2 separate regions of the Homo sapiens genome follow, and region 1 is linked to region 2. A link is an interaction called in ENCODE POLR2A ChIA-PET data of the cell type or tissue named here. Cell type or tissue: Panc1. All regions are shown on one strand. Links, peaks and the distances in the headings refer to the core of each region. The heading gives the core; the rest is flanking DNA.

What was found. Peaks named below come from ENCODE experiments on the same cell type or tissue, not always from the same donor. Only the 100,000 strongest peaks of a DNase experiment are listed, where the experiment ranks them.
Region 1: POLR2A ChIA-PET joins it to region 2 with 12 read pairs; 5 of 35 experiments call an interaction of 5 or more read pairs at or near these places.

What each region holds. Positions count from the first base shown.
Region 1 is chr15:60,576,553-60,581,937 of GRCh38, reverse strand. All of the region lies in intron 2 of RORA (RAR related orphan receptor A), which reads left to right. The region is part of intron 3 of RORA-AS1 (RORA antisense RNA 1); the gene reads right to left. Among named protein-coding and RNA genes, the nearest start is that of RORA-AS1, 100 kb to the right of the region's middle. RefSeq lists enhancers at 558-1,384, 5,231-5,385. In Panc1, for the core only: no CTCF peak of the experiment used is centred there; no DNase peak of the experiment used is centred there; H3K27me3 peaks cover 249 bases.
Region 2 is chr15:60,390,543-60,395,927 of GRCh38, reverse strand. All of the region lies in intron 1 of ANXA2 (annexin A2), which reads left to right. It also overlaps the pseudogene RPL36AP44. Among named protein-coding and RNA genes, the nearest start is that of ANXA2, 4.8 kb to the left of the region's middle. RefSeq lists enhancers at 1,990-3,189, 4,337-4,928. In Panc1, for the core only: no CTCF peak of the experiment used is centred there; DNase peaks (open chromatin) are centred at 2,757 and 3,141; H3K4me3 peaks cover 4,845 bases; H3K27ac peaks cover 5,000 bases.

The DNA of each region.
Region 1 (5,385 bases), core at 251-5,250, 190 kb before region 2:
CCCAATGTATCGTCTGCAGTTTATTAGCAAGCAGAAACAATGTATCTCTTGTGATGCCATCTTATTTTATAAAAAAGAAAAACAGAACTAAGCTCCAGCATGAAAAAATATCATTTAACTTCCTAATTTGAGACCTGGCATCTTTAAAAACTTGGATTTCATTGAAACATTTATTCAAAAAGACAGCAGTTCATTATAAACCAGCATGGTGTGATGTAAGCACCTTAAGTTTATTTCCTTGTGTGGAATTTCCCAGTGGGGTTTGATAATATTCAGCAGTTTCAGAAGCGATAAAGGAGTTTGAAAAGAAAATCTGATGGGAGCTGGTAAATGAAATTAGAGCCATATCTTTTTCAACAGAGATCTTTAAAGATTTGCATACCGCCTATTTTGTATATATCTAAGAAATTGTACCTCCATTGCATTCACAGCCACGTTTGCCCTAGACACAAGATTATGAAAAATCCTCCTCCTCTTAAGTTGCATCCGTAACATCAAGCAACTTTTGAAAATGATATTGTTTAACAAAACAATTGGTTTGATAGAAATCCATTTCAAAAGCAATGTTTCTACCACAAGCAAAATCTCGTAAAACAGAAGCATTTTGTTTCCACTATTGCAGAGAAACAAAGTTGTTTAAGATGAGTTAAGATGTCTCAGGGTTTTGGCAGTCTTTCTAAGCCCCCTGCTGCTGTTACGTTCAGAATCCCTTTTGAAGTGGCCTGGAAGTTTCTATGCAATTTCAGTGGCTGCTTAGGGGAAATATTGGCTAAACTGCTCATTTCGACTGTTAAGATGGATCGAGTGTTTTCAGAATGTTTTCGTTTGCTAGAAATATGTTTTGCACTGGGGCTTCTCTTGTTGAAGAAGGTTGGTTACCAGCCATCTGAAGATGCCTCAGGGTGTTTACAGAAAATGTGGGTGCTGTAGTTATATTTGAGCACAGCCCTCCCCCAACAAAGATAGTGTGGTAATCAGCAGGAATGTGAAAACATGTATTTAAGGATTGATGCTTGTAAAAGAGGCGCTGTAAAGAAACATGGTTGTTCAGATGTAAGAAATGACTGACAGCTCTCTTTGTAGGCATGCTAGTAACAATAAAGTCTAGAAGTTCAACATCAAAGCGATCACAGCTTACTCCACCAGTGACTTGCACATCAAAGAGGGAGCACAAGACAAAGGAAGTGCACTGAGGTATGTTTCTGCCTCATAGCCAGATCCTCAGGGGGAGCTCCCAGAGCTCCTTTCATGAATGCATAGTGATTTTTGCAGATCAGCGTCTTCATTTCATAAATGACCAGGAATATAAAAGCAGGGCAAATGAACGCCATAATTGCTGGCATCACTTTAAGTTTGGTTCGGAAAGATTCATCACAGGAGCGATTGGTCTCTCTGGTTTCCTTGAGTAGTGAATTCTATACCAGTGTGGGCAACTCTAACTTCACCTAATGTAGTACAGGGAATTATTCACAAAATAAGAGAAAACAAAGTGGATACATTTCAAATTGGTGGATTGGAATTATGCTTGAGAACATAAAACTGGACCTAAGTTAGTGCAGTATGCCTCTTTTTTCTTTCCTGTTGATTGCTTAATTTTTTGAGATTAACCTTGTGGGTGGATGTCTGCTGAATCAGGTGTGCATTACTTAACAGGTGTGTGACATAATGAAATTTAGACCTGTTAAACCAGCTCTTAATTAATCACCAGATCTATGCTTCAGTTCTCTAACTCAAATCATGTGTACTCCAAAATGCCAAAAGTAGAACAGGAAGAAGAGTCTGGGTTTGACTTTCTTCCCTCTCTCTTGATATTACATTGAAAATAAAATTAACCATGCAAGTATTATGAGTGGTTTTAAATAATGTGCTTTTTTTTTTGCTTGCCTTTGAAATTTAAAGTTCTTTTATAGTTCATCTTCAGTAATTTACTCATTTTTAAGTGCTATTGAAAAATAGTAGTGCTCTGTGTAGTCATTAATAAATACAAAGCAGCTTTCTCAAGGCTCTAGGGAGACCTAATAAACACAACTGTGTTACTAATTGATGCTATACTGAGCTGACAAAAGTAGTGCATCGGTAAACAGAAGTTAGAAAGCAAGAAGTTAAAGAACTATAGGGGATTATGTAGACATCAAGGGTTGAAAATTATAATAAGGCCTCTTTAGGGGAGCATTAATTTGCATGGGGCTGAATTAGGACAACCAATTATTTCTGAGGACACTACTAAGAGCTCATCCAAAATACCCCCAAAGTGAAAGGTTTGGGAAAGAGTTGGGACTTAGGTGAGATGGAGGGGGCACTGAGCATGTCATATTTCCTATAACTCATGGTAGTTCAATAGTTTTCTCAATAGCATGTTAGAATAGCTAGTTTTCTTTGTTAGGAGAAAATGCTGATGAAATCAACAGTACTGTAATTTCTTTGTTCTATACACACAGTTTATGTTGAACTACCACAATGGAATTTTTTTTTTTAAGCAGGAAGGGCAGGAGAGTGGAGACAGAAATAAACCTTTTAAATCTTCTTTACGTGAACCCCACAAGGACATAAGCATTTAGCAGATTAGAGAGCGTTTGGATTTATAGATACTATCCTCTACAGTAGTGGTCTTCAATGTGTGATCCAGGGACCCCCTGCGGGGCCCCAAGGCCCTCTCAGAAGCTCCAAGAGATAAAAACCAGTTCCATAACAATACTGAGGCATTGTTTCCCCTTTTTACTACGGTGACCATTTGTATTAATGGTGCAAAGCATTGGTGGGTAAAACTGCTGGCACCTTAGCAGGAAGCAGGACGGTAATGCCAAGCTGTACCAGCAGTCATGGTATTCTTCATTACTGTGCAGTTGCTGTTAAAAAAAAAAAAAAAAAAAAAACCGGGCGCGGTGGCTCACACCTGTAATCCCAGCACTTTGAGAGGCCGAGGCAGGCGGATCGATCACAAGATCAGGAGATCGAGACCATCTTGGCTAACATGGTGAAACCCCATCCCTACTGAAAATACAAAAAATTAGCTGGGCATGGTGGCGGGCGCCTGTAGTCCCAGCTACTCAGGAGGCTGAGGCAGGAGAATGGCTTGAACCTGGGAGGTGGAGCTTGCAGTGAGCCGAGATTGTGCCACTTAACTCCAGCCTGGGCAACAGAGCGAGACTCTGTCTCAAAAAAAAAAAAAAAAGTTTCATTTAAGAATGTGCTTGATGAAGCAGAAAAATTTATTAACTTTATTAAATTTTGACCCTCAAGTCCATACCTTTTTAATGTTCTTTATGACAAAATTGGAAGTTTGCATAAAGCACTTCTGCTTTATACTACTAAGTACCATGTTTGTCTCCAGGGAAAAGTACTTGTGTCATTGTTTGAGTTAAGAGCTGAACTAGCTGTTTTTTGAATGGAATGCCACTTAATAGAATAACAGACTATAATTATTCAGATGTGGATATGTTTCATATATTTTCTCAAAAATGAACTTTGAGTCTGTTATCTCCTGAAAAACAGTTCACAGTATTTACTGCCCATACATTCAGGCAAAAATCTGAATTTTGGAAAACTTGTATCCAACCCCAGGAATCTGACAGCTTCCCAATACTTAAAAACTTTTCTGATGGTATGGGTAGTGATATTAATCAACATAATTCCTTGATATAACCACATCTAATAATGAAATGTGTCAAAATCTGGAAGATATACAAAACCCAGTGAACCAGTAGTTTCCAAGTGACCCATGGATGATATTATAAAAATATATGTAGGTAAATGATCCACTCAAAGTGCAAAATATACCGGTGTATTTTAATTTAACAAAGTACAAAAAGTCAGTGATATGGCTTCAGGTTCCATATTCTAACTAATCTTTAAGAAACTACCACTTGTTGAGTTTTAGTGTAGTACCACAGAAGAATATCCAAAATTATCTGAAAAGGCTATTATAATACCTCTCCTTTTTCTAGCTACATATCTTTGTGAGGCCAGATTTTCTTCACATACATCAACCATAAGAGCATAACACAACAGATTGAATGCAGAAGCAGCTATGAGAATCTACTTGTCTTCTTTTAATAGCCAGATATAAAAAGATTCACAAAAATGTAAAATAATGGTATTCTTCATGCTAACTTTTTGTCTTATAAAATATACTTATTTTTATATGTTAATATGCAATGTGTTTATTACTATTATTTTAAGTTGAATTATAAGTAAATTGTGTAAATGTTCCCAGTTTTAACTTCTAATATGGCAATGACTGATGTATAACCTACAAAAACAAAAGCTGTTTGCAGCTTTTTTTTTTTTTTTTTTGGAAACAGAGTCTCACTCTGTCACCCAGGCTGGAGTACAGTGGCGCGATCTCGGCTTGCTGCAACCTCCACCTCCCAGGTTCAAGTGATTCTCCTGCCTCAGCCTCCCGAGTAGCTGACATTACAGACACGCACCACCACACCCGGCTAATTTTTGTATTTTTAGTAGAGACAGGGTTTTACCATGTTGGCCAGGCTGGTCTCGAACTCCTGACCTCAGGTGATCCGCCTGTCTCAGACTCCCAAAGTACTGGGATTACAGGCGTGAGCCACCACACCAGGCCTCTTTGCAGTTTTTAGAAGCATAAAAGTATACAGAGACCAAAAAGTTTGAGAGCTCTTGCTCTACAATTTACTGTAGGAGACATAGTCTGAAAATTGTATGACAAAGCACAAGGTAACAATAGAAGGGGCTTTAAATTCAGACAGATTTATCAGATGAGCTATAAATTATATTAAAGAAAGCACTTTCAAACATGAATTCAAGAGCAAATTTTGTAATCCTCGTTTTCTTTATAATGTCTTCATCTTTCATAACAGTGGAAGACCAGAATCTTTGGTGATATTCTATTTTCAGAGATTTTTGTTTTTGTTTTTTTTATTAATATAGCAAAGACCTGGGCATAAAATTTGTGGTTTACAGAGGCTTTACAGTTTATCTTTAATCATCTGCAACCTATATTAGCAAAAATAGTACTAGTAAATGATGGCTGTTTTTCTTTTTGTTTTGGGCTGGTGTGGAGGAAAAAGCTTTTATACAATTAGTACCACTTCCAGAGCTATCCCAGCTCCTGAAAGATGTGAAACTTTTGTCATGAATGTAGGCACCTTGGAGAATTTTATCACTGTGTGTAGAGATGGAAAGCCCTTGCAGGCCTGCGACCATGCAAGTGATGGGCACCTTAACACATACACCATTCACTCCCCCTCAGACCTTCTCCAAGGGGGAAGAGTTCTGCCCAGATAGCTGTCAGCACCTGAGTGTGACAAGGAGGCTAAGCCCTCGACTAACAGATACACTTGGCAGAATCAGTTCCATTACACTAATTAAATATGTGAAAGCCCAACCTTCCCTGAAATTTCTTGTGAAAAA
Region 2 (5,385 bases), core at 264-5,263:
AGTCTGTCGATTATCTAAAGGTCAAGGGTTTGTCCAAAAATGTCCCTTGCATCTGCAGTGGAAGGATGTGACATGTATGTGCATTTTTACAATTGGAGGTTTGTGATTTGGAGACCGTTTAGATTTTGTAATTTCCCGCAGTGCCAACTAGACTGCCTGTGGTAAATGCCCAGGAAATATTGCTGACTCACTGACTTTGATTAGGAGCTCAGTCTTGCACTGGAGTCTCAATATTTAGCATCTTGTGTCTTTGAGCTATTAAACTATGGTATTGATTGACATTAGGCTCGCAGTCATGGCCGTTAGTTTCCTGGCTAATTTCTGATTTAAGTAGTTTTCCTGGCAAAGTAGATGTGCTTCTATAATTGCTATTGATTTTGAGGGCTGTAGGCTCTTCCTACACCACTGGGCCTAGAATCTGGCACTAATGCATTGTCTGGAGCCTTTGTTCTCACCCTTCGCTTGTGCAGAGCCTGGAGCCTGCGGAGACATTTTTCATTAAAGGAGAGCGGGATTGTCACAAAAGGAGTCTCAGGCTCTAGTGGGCTGCTTTAAACAACCATTTATTCCACAAAATATTAATTACCTACTGTGTTCCACTCATAGTTATGAGCACTAGGGATACAGCAGTGAACAAAACAGACCCCCGCCAAAAATAAAATCCCTGCTCTTTAGACCTTAAATCTGGCGGAGAGAGAAGGAAAAGAGACAAAATAAGTGAATTGTTGGATTTTAAACTTTATATTTTCCCAAATTAATACTAGTTTCTAAACTTGGTGGGAGTTCATTTCCCCTTTAATCCAGCTGTTCCACAGACCTAAACTTCACATTTTACCTACCTCGGGGAAGTTTTGCTTAAAATTATGGTGTCTTAAGCTGCCTTCCAGATTCAATTGTGAGAATTAAATAGAAATGGAATGTTCCTCTTTTTTTTCACATGAGAATCCTCTTCACTTGCCCTGGTGCCACACCCTATTCTAGTTGTAGGCCACACCAGAGGAAATTCCAGTCCTTCAAAAAAATTCTTTCCACCCATTCACTGCCTGGTATCTTTTTTCTTCTGCTGTTGCCAGAGGCAGTCCTCATCTACTTTCTCCAGGGACAGGTCAGCAGTAGGGGTCAGGAGATGCCCATATTTGTCCTTCTGGGTGGTTCTACCAGATGACTTCCAAATCTCCCTTCTAGGGTACACCCTGAAGCTGTTTTTTTTTTTCTTTTTTTTTTCTTTTGAGATGGAGCCTGGCTCTGTCACCCAGCCTGGAGTGTAGTCGCACGATCTCTCCTCACTGTAGCCTCCGCCTCCCAGGTTCAAGTGATTCTCCAGCCTCACCCTCCCGAGTAGCTGGGATTACAGGTGCCTACCACCATGCCGGGCTAATCTTTGTATTTTTAGTAGAGACAGGGTTTCATCATGTTGGCCAGGCTGGTCTGGAACTGTTGAGCTCAAGTGATCCGCCTGTCTCGGCTTCCCAAACTGCTGGGATTACAGGCGTGAGCCACTATGCCTGGCCCACCCTGAAGCTTTTAATCCAGCTGAGCTCAACTGGACAGGTCGGTAGCACCCAAGTGGCCTGAGTTTTACCCCAGGTGTGGTGTAGAAATTTCTTATTCTAGGGAGTGACTGTGTTATGGAGCCCTTTGTCCATGTCCTTTGTCTCCCTGCCACACCCAGGCTATACACTCACAGCTCAGAGGAAATCAGAGTCCTAAGGCCACTCGTACATCCTGCCTCTTTGCTGCCTTCTTGCTAGGAGTTGTAGGTTACGTTCCCATGTGGTCCTATGGACAGAGCTAGGGTCCAAGTATCCCTGACAGCACAGAGGTGGGGGGCATGGCTATATGTTGATAAGAGGCTGCCCTGAAGCGACCTGCTGGGCTTTGCTAAGATTTGCAGAAGTTGGTGATTTAAGCCTCCAACTCTGAATGCACGGAACTGGAACTGCATTCGAAATGTCCAGTCTGAGGGAGAGAGAAAATTGAGGAAGGAGAGTGTGTTGGAAAAGAAGAAAAAAAGACTTTCTAATATAGAAAGACCCAGTGTGTGTAAACCATCCCAAGATGAAATTGAATGCCTATCGTGTGCCAGGCACTGTGCTCAGACCTATGAGGAAACAGGAGGGAGTTAAGTTGGAAACCCTGTGGGCGGATAATACGGAAGACAGACTTTACACATGTAACTCTAATGTTGCACAGACACACAAAAAGCTGCAGAAGCACAGGGCAAGGAGGGGTGTGTGAGAAAGGCGGCATTTATGATTTCCTGTATCCTAAAGACTCATTCAGATGTCAGCTAATTAAGATTGAGGTTCCTGGTGGAGGGAACTTAGAAAGTGCTGAGCGTGTTTGGAGAAGAGTTAACAGTCCAGTTAACTCTTCTGTGCAGGATGCGTGTATGCATGTGTGTGTGTATAGAAGATATTTAAGGAAAGGTAGGTAAGTCCACAGTGTGGAAGGTCTTGAATGCTGACATTAGACTTTTTTCTGTAGGCGGCCAGGCCCTGTTGAAAATACAATATGTGGGCCATAAAACACTGAAATTGAGTTGCAGACTTGAAGGCCTGGATTTCCCAACCCTGAAAGTGCTTCATGCCAAGTGACATCATTCTTCCTGCCGGTCTCTTTCCACCCACTCCAACCCCAGATCAGGATACCAGCAGAGAGAGGCTGTGAGAGCATGAAGCTGCAACAAGTCAGTAGGGAGCAAACAAATATTGATTCAGATCAGGCCACAGAAGAGACAAGCTGGAGCAAGTGCTGTGTGTCCCTCCTGCTCAGTTTGATCGAGGTCACTGGGCCGAATTCCAGGAATTCTGGGGAATGAGTTGGCCCTGTGACTCAGTCATTAATCAAGACCATAAAACCAAGGAGAAGAATATCTGCTTTCAAAAAGGTTCTGATAAATAAAGATGCAGTAGGTGGGTGGAGGATGGAGTACAGTGGGAACCCCTCTCCTCACCCAGTACATTTTTTTTTTTTTTTTTTTTTAGTTTAAAATTCCAGTGTGGCCTGTAGACTGTGTGTCCAGGACTGTGTACAGTAAGAGCTTTGATGGAGAACCCAACTCTCCACACTCCCACCTCTACCCATTTTTGCTTTAAAATCTTCATTTGAATCACCAGTCCCTGATTGATTCACCATGGTTGCTAAGAATCTGTTTTGCGGTAACGCATCAACACTCCACGTTTAAACTGTGAAGTGGGTGTGTCCACAAAACTTCTGGATTAGACTCAGATTTGCCTGTGCAGACCAGCCCTGTTGCAGTATGTTTTTGTTTGTTCAGATTAACATTTGGGCTTTTTGGAACTGGTTCTTAATTTAGTTCAGTAGAATGTGTTTTTACTATTTGAAGTGTTGACTTTTAAGTTTTCTTTTGTTTGTTTGTTTTAACCTTTTTGTAAACTTTTACTCTTCTTTTTGGGAGTAAAGTTAAAACTGCTTCACTTGTCCTTTTTTTGTTTGTAACTGCACTTTCGTAGTGAAGCAATAGAATACAATAAAATCTATAGAGTTTTTTTTTTTTTAATAAGGACAAACCCTTAAATTATTAGGTTGGTACAAAAGTTAATTGTGGTTTTTGCCATTAAAAGTAATGGCAGTTATTTTTGCACCAACCTAAATAATATAGTCCTTATGTTAAATGTAAATGACTTGTTTCTCAATAACTGCACTGATTTCATTAATGATCAGCCTTGCACTGTGAGCTTTTTTAGCCAGGCATTCACAGTCTCATTTATCAGCCTTTTCAAGGCAGAAGAAACTGTTCTTTTCATTAGGGTGGGGCCAAGTGACCTGTTTTCCTACCCAAGTAGTGAATGATTTTAAACCAGTTTGAGGTGGGTATGGCTCTTATCAGTGAGTCTCCCTGTACCTCTAGTTTATTTCCTTAAACAGAAAAACGTTCTCTGATAAAGGGTCATTTTAATGATGTTGTCTAGTGACCCTGCCCTCCCTGGGAATGGAAGGCACGGCACTGATGTGTATGTAGATGTACTCATCAACAGATTGAATTTGCTGATTTTTTTTTTTTTTTCTTGTTGGAGAGTTGAAACCAGTCGGCAAGCTGGGTGAGGTTGAAGTGTTGGAAAGAGTGGTGCAAACTGCCATTTTCATGTTCTTTAGAGAAGTCTGCCAGAAAAGGAGTAGTGGTTCTGTTTTTAATGGATTTATGAGTTTTATACGGTGATGAGGAGTGAGTAGAGGTGAAATTGTCTCATACAGCATGTAGGCTTTATTTTTTATTTTCATTCAAAACAGTAAGTACACTGAAGTCAGAGTAGTTGTTTTCAGTAAGAAAATTCTGCCTCCAGAGCAAATGTTTTGGTGAATAGATAAATATGAGTACTGAGTCCCAATCATTTTGGCTCATAGGTTCCCCAGTATTTCCATAGGCAAGCTTAACTTTGCACCATTCAGAGACTTATATTTTAGGTTCCCCACAGGGCACCCCACTGGACGTGGCTCATTTTCCAGCCTGTAGTCTTGTTCTTCTGCCACCCTGGGGCATTATTCCTCTTCCCCTCTCCCCAGGCCTTCCCCCTTGCTTCTTGGCTGGAACCTCCCATGGTGATTCACCCTTCTCAGCCTAGGCAGACAGCACCTCCCTGTTAAGCCCTTAACTAATCCCGCTCTGATGGCTGTGATCTTTCTCTCTGTGTCTTAATCACTTGGAATAAAGAACCATTGTGGTGAGGTTGAAAGGGCATTGGCCCAGGAGTCTGGGGATCTGGGTTTTGGCCCTGCCTCAGCTACTTAATTCACTGGGTGACCCTGGACTAGACTCTCAGTGTGTCACAGAGGCACGAAGGGAAGAGAGCTCAAAGGTCCTGCAGGGTGGAAGTCTGCATTTCACAGTTTTATAAGTGTCTTTTGTATCCTTTAATATAGTGCAGGCTCAGCGTATGCTTGGTATGGGTTCGTTGATTAATTCCTTGCGTATTACCAGTGTTTGTAACCTACAGTAGCACTGCCAAGACTTCCTTTTCCTGCTTTCAAGGATAGCAGCACACTGACACATTCTCATTAGTCAAATATGCTATATTAAACTAATGTTTTAACAAACAGTGAATCGCAAAGCCAACTGTTCCTTCCAGCGAATAATAGATCATATGCAAAATGACTTTGCATTGCTAGGGGATTTGATGGAGTGAAGAAGCAAGCACTGTATTTTATTTCTTTTTATTTTGTTTTGTTTTTTGGACATAACCTCAAGATTTTATTGTCCTCATAATAAAACAAAAGATGATGCTTAGAACTGGATCACTTGGCCCTTTCTTTTGTTATCTCCTCCCAGTTGAAAATGTTTGCATGTCTTAACAGCCAGCATTTTCTTAGATCTGCAGATGGGGTCAGCACACTCAAGCCTCAGCACAACCTCCTTTGTAATTT